3 separate regions of the Mus musculus genome follow, and regions 1 and 2 are each linked to region 3. Evidence: chromatin loops called from intact Hi-C (ENCODE). Cell type or tissue: gastrocnemius. All regions are shown on one strand. Region 1 overlaps Med13l (mediator complex subunit 13-like). Region 2 overlaps Med13l (mediator complex subunit 13-like). Region 3 overlaps Med13l (mediator complex subunit 13-like).

What was found. Peaks named below come from ENCODE experiments on the same cell type or tissue, not always from the same donor. Only the 100,000 strongest peaks of a DNase experiment are listed, where the experiment ranks them.
Region 1: a loop joins it to region 3, with 4 times the contacts of the local background. A loop is called at or near these places in 15 of 42 quality-filtered maps.
Region 2: a loop joins it to region 3, with 2.3 times the contacts of the local background. A loop is called at or near these places in 15 of 42 quality-filtered maps.

Annotation. Positions count from the first base shown.
Region 1 is chr5:118,593,717-118,596,216 of GRCm38, forward strand. The region is part of intron 2 of Med13l (mediator complex subunit 13-like); the gene reads left to right. Among named protein-coding and RNA genes, the nearest start is that of Med13l, 34 kb to the left of the region's middle. In gastrocnemius, a CTCF peak has its summit at 1,304; DNase peaks (open chromatin) are centred at 990 and 1,325; H3K4me3 peaks cover 448 bases; H3K27ac peaks cover 835 bases.
Region 2 is chr5:118,601,568-118,604,067 of GRCm38, forward strand. All of the region lies in intron 2 of Med13l (mediator complex subunit 13-like), which reads left to right. Among named protein-coding and RNA genes, the nearest start is that of Med13l, 42 kb to the left of the region's middle. In gastrocnemius, no CTCF peak of the experiment used is centred here; a DNase peak (open chromatin) is centred at 1,360.
Region 3 is chr5:118,654,012-118,656,511 of GRCm38, forward strand. The region is part of intron 2 of Med13l (mediator complex subunit 13-like); the gene reads left to right. Among named protein-coding and RNA genes, the nearest start is that of Med13l, 95 kb to the left of the region's middle. In gastrocnemius, CTCF peaks have their summits at 1,197 and 1,891; DNase peaks (open chromatin) are centred at 784 and 1,196; H3K27ac peaks cover 496 bases.

The sequences.
Region 1 (2,500 bases), 60 kb before region 3:
CACCTCCGCCCCCCACATTTCTCTTTCCTTAAACTCTCTTGTTCTTCCTTAGTCATGCTGAAAATTAGAACCTTGTAAGATCACCTTAAGTCCATTCTTTTATCATTTACAGACAGAGTCAACATATAGCCTTAAACTTGAAGCACTCCTTCTGGCTCAGCCTCTTGCCAACTGGGGTACAGGGGTTCACCACCCTGTCCTTCTGGCCTCTGAAATCATTACTGTTAGAGTACTGTGTACCCAGTGGGCAGTGTCTGGGAGGAGACAAGGCTCTGACCCTGCTTTTTTGTTTTGTTTTTGTTTTTGTTTTGTGTTTTGGCTTTTTCGAGACAGGGTTTCTCTATATATCCCTGGCTGTCCTGTAACTCACTTTGTAGACCAGGCTGGCCTTGAACTCAGAAATCCGCCTGTCTCTGCCTCCCGAGTGCTGGGATTAAAGGTGTACGCCACCACCGCCTGGCACCCCTGTTTTTAAATTAATAGTGAGTTGTGAGTAACTAGTAAGACAGCTATGTGAACAGCTCAACTCTTTGTTGGCAAATTGAAAATGCAGAAATCTAATGCATCTTTTACTGGACAAATCTTAAATTAACCTTGGATACTGTTTTCGGGAAAGATAAGTTTCTTTAAAGTATCTCAGTTTATTTCTCTTACTGATTCCAGAAATACTAACTTTTAATTAACTAAATTTTGACTTCAGTTTGCATCTGACACCTGGAAACTTTGAATTAATGCAAAAATATTTGTTAGTCTAAACTATTTTTTATGTTTACCATACATTTACAGTAGCAGAAAATATTATTAGTAGTTTCCATTCCTCTCGCCAAGTTTCTCATTCATGTCCTACAGAATTCTCTAAGTCAGGAGCTGTTCCAGGCTGTTCTGTGGTTTGGAGGCAGGCCTTCCCACGCTGCTGTGCTGCCCGAGGACTCCCTGAGTCTGAGCTGTGTGGAGCTGTGTGACAGGCTGTGCGCCTTGCTTGGCTAGCCCATGTCTCCGTGGGGAGTGCTGGCCCTTCTCTGGGGAGTGCTGGCCCTTCTCGCCTGGCTTTAGAACTTAATCCGCTCTAGTTAGTTTGTGGTTGAAATGTTGCAGGCATTGCTGAGATGTGTCGTTAGTTTATGTTCTTATTATTTATTACGGGAAGACATAAAGCAAACTCCGGTGTATTCTTGTGGGTCTGCTTTAAAGGTTCTAAATTTGCCTAAAGGATTTCCTGCCAAATTCTTGAAACTTGTTGGCAGCCCTGTTTGTTTGGTTTTGTTTTGTTTTTTTTCTCCTGTTGGTGGTGTATCTTGCCACAGCAGCTAGGGGGCAGTATAGCACAGTGGACTAATTGAGCTACCTCTGGGCTGCAAACCTCTTCCCTGATGCTCTAGTGTATGTTCACTCTATCTAGGGGAGGTTGCTTTCTAGTGCGCTCATCCGCAGACTCAGAATTTATGTCCATGTCCAAACCTCGTGTAATTAGTAGGTGATGTAGATGCAGCTAGAGCTTCACACCACCTACGGTTTGGGTTTTCAGAGTCTCTAAGAGAGCTTCTAGCTGGTAGGTTATATTTGTGTTTGTTTGAATGTAAAACTGTTGCATTCTTTTAGTTTTTTCATGTGTGGATTTTTAAACATTTTTCTCCTTTAGTTTCTCATCTTAAAAAAATATTTTAAACTATCACTGATTGATGGGAGGTCATGTGCACCATGGCATACCTGTGGAGACATCCTAAGGCTTAGGCCCACGAAACTCAGTAACAAGCACCTTTACCTGCTGAGCCATTAGGCCCAGGAAACTTAGTAACAAGCACCTTTACCTGCTGAGCCATTAGGCTCAGGTAACTTAGTGACAAGCACCTTTACCTGCTGAGCCACCTCCCAGCTCTTCCTTGTTACTTTTGGTTCTGTTTCTCCTTCCTGATGTCTTCAGTTCATTTCGTAACAAGTTAGAAAACACATGGCCTGGCTTGATAGCAAAGTGAGTGCTGTTGTGTGAGACCAGCTTGTTGCAGCACTATTAAAACTCGTGTAAGCATGGACTGCTCTTCCCGAGCTGCTTCATGTCACACACGTAGGTCATTAATGTGAGAATATACTGGCAAGAGTTAAGCAAAGATTGACTTATTTAAAAAAATTTTTTTTTGTTTTGTTTTAAGTTATAGAAATGCTATTTATTTATTTATTTTACAATCAAAGTCTCACTTTGTAGGTCTGGCTGACCTGGAACTTGCTCTGTAGATCAAGCTGGCTTCATACTCATAGGAATCCGCCTGCCTCTGCCTCCCGAGTGCAGGGGTTAAAGGTGTGGGCCACTTTCAGCAGACACACTACATTTTAATTATACTGGCCAGCAGGATGACCACTGAAAGAGGTGGAGGACACTGCTCTTTGAGCATGGGCCTGAGCCAAAGGTGTCAGCTGACAGTTGTGTTTGCCCCGGGGAATGGTGTCTTCTTTATGCTCTTTTCCTTTGAGAACTGTAAGTGCCTCCTCTTGCTGAGCAGCCGTG
Region 2 (2,500 bases), 52 kb before region 3:
TGGCTTATAGGAAATAGTCGAGGTTCTGCTGCTTTGCCTGTACCTCTGGTTTTGATAGATTTAGTACATACAGAACACGTGGTGGTGGCTTTTGTTGTGGTTAGTGGGGCTGTGTGAATTAGTCCCTTAACTTCACCCAGCACTGTCTTGGTTGAGACTCTTTCTTTAAAGAGTAGAACACACACTTTCTGTCAAATTCTAAGATGGTTTAAGTTTTATTCATTCTTTCAGAGAGTGTATATTTCTGTGCACATGTTCATGCGTGCACACCACAGTTCATCTGTAGAGATCAGAAGACACATTGTGGGACTCTGTTTTCTCTCTCTCTCTCTCTCTGGGATGTGGGTTGGAACTCAGGCTGTCCAGCTTGACCGCGAGCAAGCACCCTTGCGTGATGGTTCATTCACCTTGCTGGTTCGTTTGCAGTTTAGCTGTTACCAGTTGTTGATGGCTTCTTCAGATACATCAGAATCCGTTTCTCCCCTCTGTTGCTTAAACCTAGGGCCTTGCACTGGCTTGGTGAGTGCTCAGTACCTCAGCCTGAGAGGCGGGGATCTAGAAGAAGTTGGCTTTGTCATGTGGTTTCCATGTGGAAGTCTGAGTACAGGGTAATTGAACTGGAAGAAGCAAATACTGGCTGAGGTCTTACTCCCATGTCATTCCCGGCAGTCTCAGCAGACCCTGTGCTGCTGCTGCGATAGGTGTTTATACGGTGGGTGCCGCCAGAGCCACGCTGGGCTGCTGTGTGGTCCATGCACGCCGCTCAGATGGTGTTGCTGCTGGGCTCTCATGGTGTGGGCAGTCTAATTCAATGCTGAGAGCGGTTTAGAATACAGGCTCTAAGCATTCAAAGGACCAGTGTTTCCAAAGCATGGTGGATTCCTGTAATTCCAGCATTCCTAGGAAGAGGCAGGGGAATTATCATTAAGTTTGAGTTCTAGGCCAGCCAGTGTTGTATCTCAAGACTTGTCACAAACAAAACAAACCAGAACAAAGAAATTGGAAGCATTTTCTAGTTTCCTTACTTTTTCTCAGTCTGTAACTCTTTTTAAAATAGGTGAGTTAAGCTTGAAACTGTTTTGTTTGCTTTTTGAGACAGGGTCTCCCTGTGTAACCCTGACTGTCCTGGAACTCACTGAATACACGGGGCTGGCCTTGAACTTGGAAAAGCTTTATTAAAAAAAGAAAAGATGGAAAAGCTAAAGGAACAGTTTTACCTAAATCTCACATGGCAGTGGCTGGCATGCCTTTCAGAAGTAGCTCTAATTCCTTCCTCTGAACCAAACGCTTTGAACCGTTGGCAGATGGTCCATCTGAAGAGACTCTCAGCCAATCATGCCATTGCATGTTAAGCGGAAATTCCAGGCAGAGACACCAGAGGTATTCTGAGGAACCCAGGAGAGAGCTGTGAGAAGCCAGCCAACGTTGAGATCTGGCTCACAAAGTCACCTGTCCCCCCCAACCCCCCTCCCGTTTTGACTCTGACTTTGCACAAAGGGCAAAGATACCATTGACTCGCCAAGTGGCTAGGATGCACAGGACTGTTCTGTCTTTAAGTTTGAGTGCCTGTTGTTTTGTGAGGATAGAAATCTAACCTTGCCTTTGTTATATTTAGGAGGAATGGGTTATAATTACCAATATGCAAATTACTGTACGGAGAATTTTAATTACATAACTAGAGTAAAGCTACTAACTGTTAAGGAAACTAAACTTAGTTATTTTTTTATTCAGTATCTTGGCTTTAAAATAATATTGTTTAAAAGACAACTTATTCATGGAACACCTCGTGGATTAATTTAACAGAGATGCACAGATGACCCTCTAGAGTAGCGGTTTTCAACCTCTGGGTCATGACCCCTTTCCTTCTCTTACGTATTTAATTTTTAAAGATTTATTTTTTATATGTATATGAGTGCATGCAGGACTTTGATAATTTTTAAAATTAGAGGCGGCATTGGGGATGTTTTAGGGCTTACAGTAAAAGAAACATCCCTTGTAACTCACCAGTCAGGCAAGAGTGCTCTGTAGGGAAACAGTTGACATGCGCATGGCAATAAGGTAGTGTAGGGTTTACCAGACATCCTTGCTGGCCACTGGGTAGATAGGCAGTTAGAAAGCAGGCGTGGTCCCAGTGAGGACACGGCCATCTTTCCTGGCCTTCAGCTCTTGGGATGAAGTGATCTTGACTTGTCACTCACCTGTCACCCTGATTGTCTGTAGGAGAAGCAAGAAGAAAAAAAAAACAGTGAAGATCATAGAAACTGCTGGGCCCAAACTGGAAGAAGGTTTGGGTTATAGATATATTTCATTTAAATTGAGGATATGTATGTATGTATGAATGTATGTATGTATGTGACAGCAAGTCCATTAGGTTTGGTTTATATTTGAAAATATTTCCTCTGGCTTTACCTTTGAACTAGACATTCTGAAGGACTGATTTATAGCTTACTCTTTCCTTTCATAGTCTGGAGGAAGGGAGGAGACTTGTTGATAAGTGATT
Region 3 (2,500 bases):
ACTTCCAATAAAGACACAGTAAAGAGAGGTTTTACTTAAAAATCAAAACAAAACAAACAAACAAACAACCCAGAATATTCCAGCATGTGATGAACAAGATGACAGACTTGATTTAAATAATCATTGCTTTAAAAGTGTCATTTTGTTTTTTATGTACACGGATATATGAATTGTGCAAGCTTGACCTTAAAAAACAAGTGGCAATAATAGTAGGAGGTTTTGGTTGTTTTCCCTTTGAAGTAGGGTCTCGCTCTGAAGCTCAGGTACCTTGAACATCTGTAGCCACATGTCTGGCCAGCCCCAAGCAGCTACAGCCCTATTTCTAGATGTACTTGTTTGATAAGAGGGAACATTTGCTCAGAAGTGTTTGAGTGCCACTGTTTACCAGGCCCTGGGGATGAAGCCAAGCGAAAATCTGAACCTGATTTGTGGATTTTAAGCTCTAGTAGGGGAGTTTGATAAAGAAGTCAGCCACGGGCATAAAGTATGTCGTATGCTAGAGGGTGGTGTGGAGAGCCAAGCACAGGGGTGTGACTGCCATTCTGAACTTTCCAGACCTTCTACTTTCAGGAGAGTCCCCTGCAAGGTAGACACACAATTCTCAGTGTGCTTCAGGATGAGAGGACGACAGCCATAGAGCTACTCTGTCTAACTTCGAGAGAACAGAAGAGGGGTGGGCTGGGTGTCAGGAGACAGTTCAGTGAGCTGTGCTGAGCTGCAAGTGATGGGCGGGCTCCAAGTGGAGGAATTGGGAGACCTTAGCCACCATACCGAGCCCGACCGATCGACCAACCGACCGACTGGCCAGGCTGCTAGTGAAGCAGGCCAGCAGGCAGGATGATGCTGGTGAGTGCATGTGGCCCGCAAAGCTGTGTGTCTAGGATGCTGAGAAGCAGGCATGGTCTTCCATCGTGAAGGTGAAGCTGGCTGCTTAGATGGAGAGTGAGATGGTACAGAAAATTGCCACACTCACTGGCACTGGTCAATCGGGTTGTTCTGTTCTGTTTTCCTTTTTATAGAAATAATGTGGAAAACCTGGTTACTAAGGGATAACTTTATTTATATATTTTCCGTATTAGACCATTCATATTTTTTACATGTAAAGCTCTTTGTGTATCCTGTTTATATAGGTCAGATTTCTACAAGTGAAGAAGGAGGCACATAATACAGTGTGCTGCCGCCACCTAATGTTTGCTGCTTGCCTGCATTCCTTTCATGTGTGTGATCACAGCTGGCCTCCAGCCTCCATAATGGTTTGAATACAGAATGGTAGCAAATTAATTGGGGTTTATTTAATTGCCCTCATATTAGGCTCCTGTATGGATACTTAGCATGTTAATTGAATTGTATAGAAATAAGGTTGTGAGTTGAAGATTAATTTTATTGACATCTTGATCTCTATTAAATTCAATTCAATGGATATGTATTTGTTTTGATCAGCCCTATTGTCTGTCTGTTCTCATGGTTATTATGTTCGGATGGGTAGAGGACACATTTAAAACAACACAGTAAACAAACAGGAAAACAATTAGCAGACAAGGGAAGCAAACAGGACAGCAGGCATTGCTCTTCTGTAAACGGAGCTGTGGTAGAGTAGCAGAGCAGTGTGTGAGGTGACGGGATTGCACTGTGACAACTGTGCCACGGCAGCTACTGCTCCTGCTGGACAGCAAGGAATCACAGGCACGTCTGACTGCCCCAGTGTGGGAAGACAGTTGCTCTGAGGGTTTGTTCTGGACTGCTTCTTGTGATCATCCGTTTTCTGCATTCCTTTTACCAGCAGGTGAGAACTGAGTAGGTTGGTTTGCCGTTCACCTCAAGACATGCCCTTATCCAGGAAGCTCCTCTAATTAATATTGCCAAGAGTGGCATTTCAGAGGGACAAAGCAGTTTGGGTTCTACCTGCTGTAGTGTCACATTCCTGCCAGTGACAGTGTCACTCTAGCTGGAGTACTAAAAGTCACCTGTATCAGAAATAGCAATGCCAGCCCCATGCCAAAAGAAGGGCTTAGATATTTCTCAGATGCTCGCTTCCTTGAGTAATGTTCTGGGCATTGGGCATGCAGCTTTGAAACAAAGCGGGGAAACTCTGGTTTGCAGTGAGCTCTCATCTAAGCTGGACGGTGAGCCAGCCTGTGGTCAGTGCTCCAGGACAAATCAAGGAAGGAAATGAGAGAGCAGCATGTTTGGAAACAGGCAGCTTTGCTTGTGGTATGCAAGATTTCCTGTTGAGGCATACTTCATTTCCAATCGAATTGTAAAGTATTGTTTTGCCAGGCGTGGTGTACGTACTCCCAGCATTCTGGAGGCAGAGGCAGAGGAGCTCAGTGAGTTTGAGGTCAAGCTAGTTTGGTTTACATTGTGAGCTCCAGGACTACATAGAGAGACCCAGTCTCAAAAGCAAAAGACAAAACCATCAATAAAACACTCAAAAATGTATGTACATTAACCATAGCTATCCTCTCTGCCAGCGAGAGCTGCCAGGGTTAAGATGTCTGTT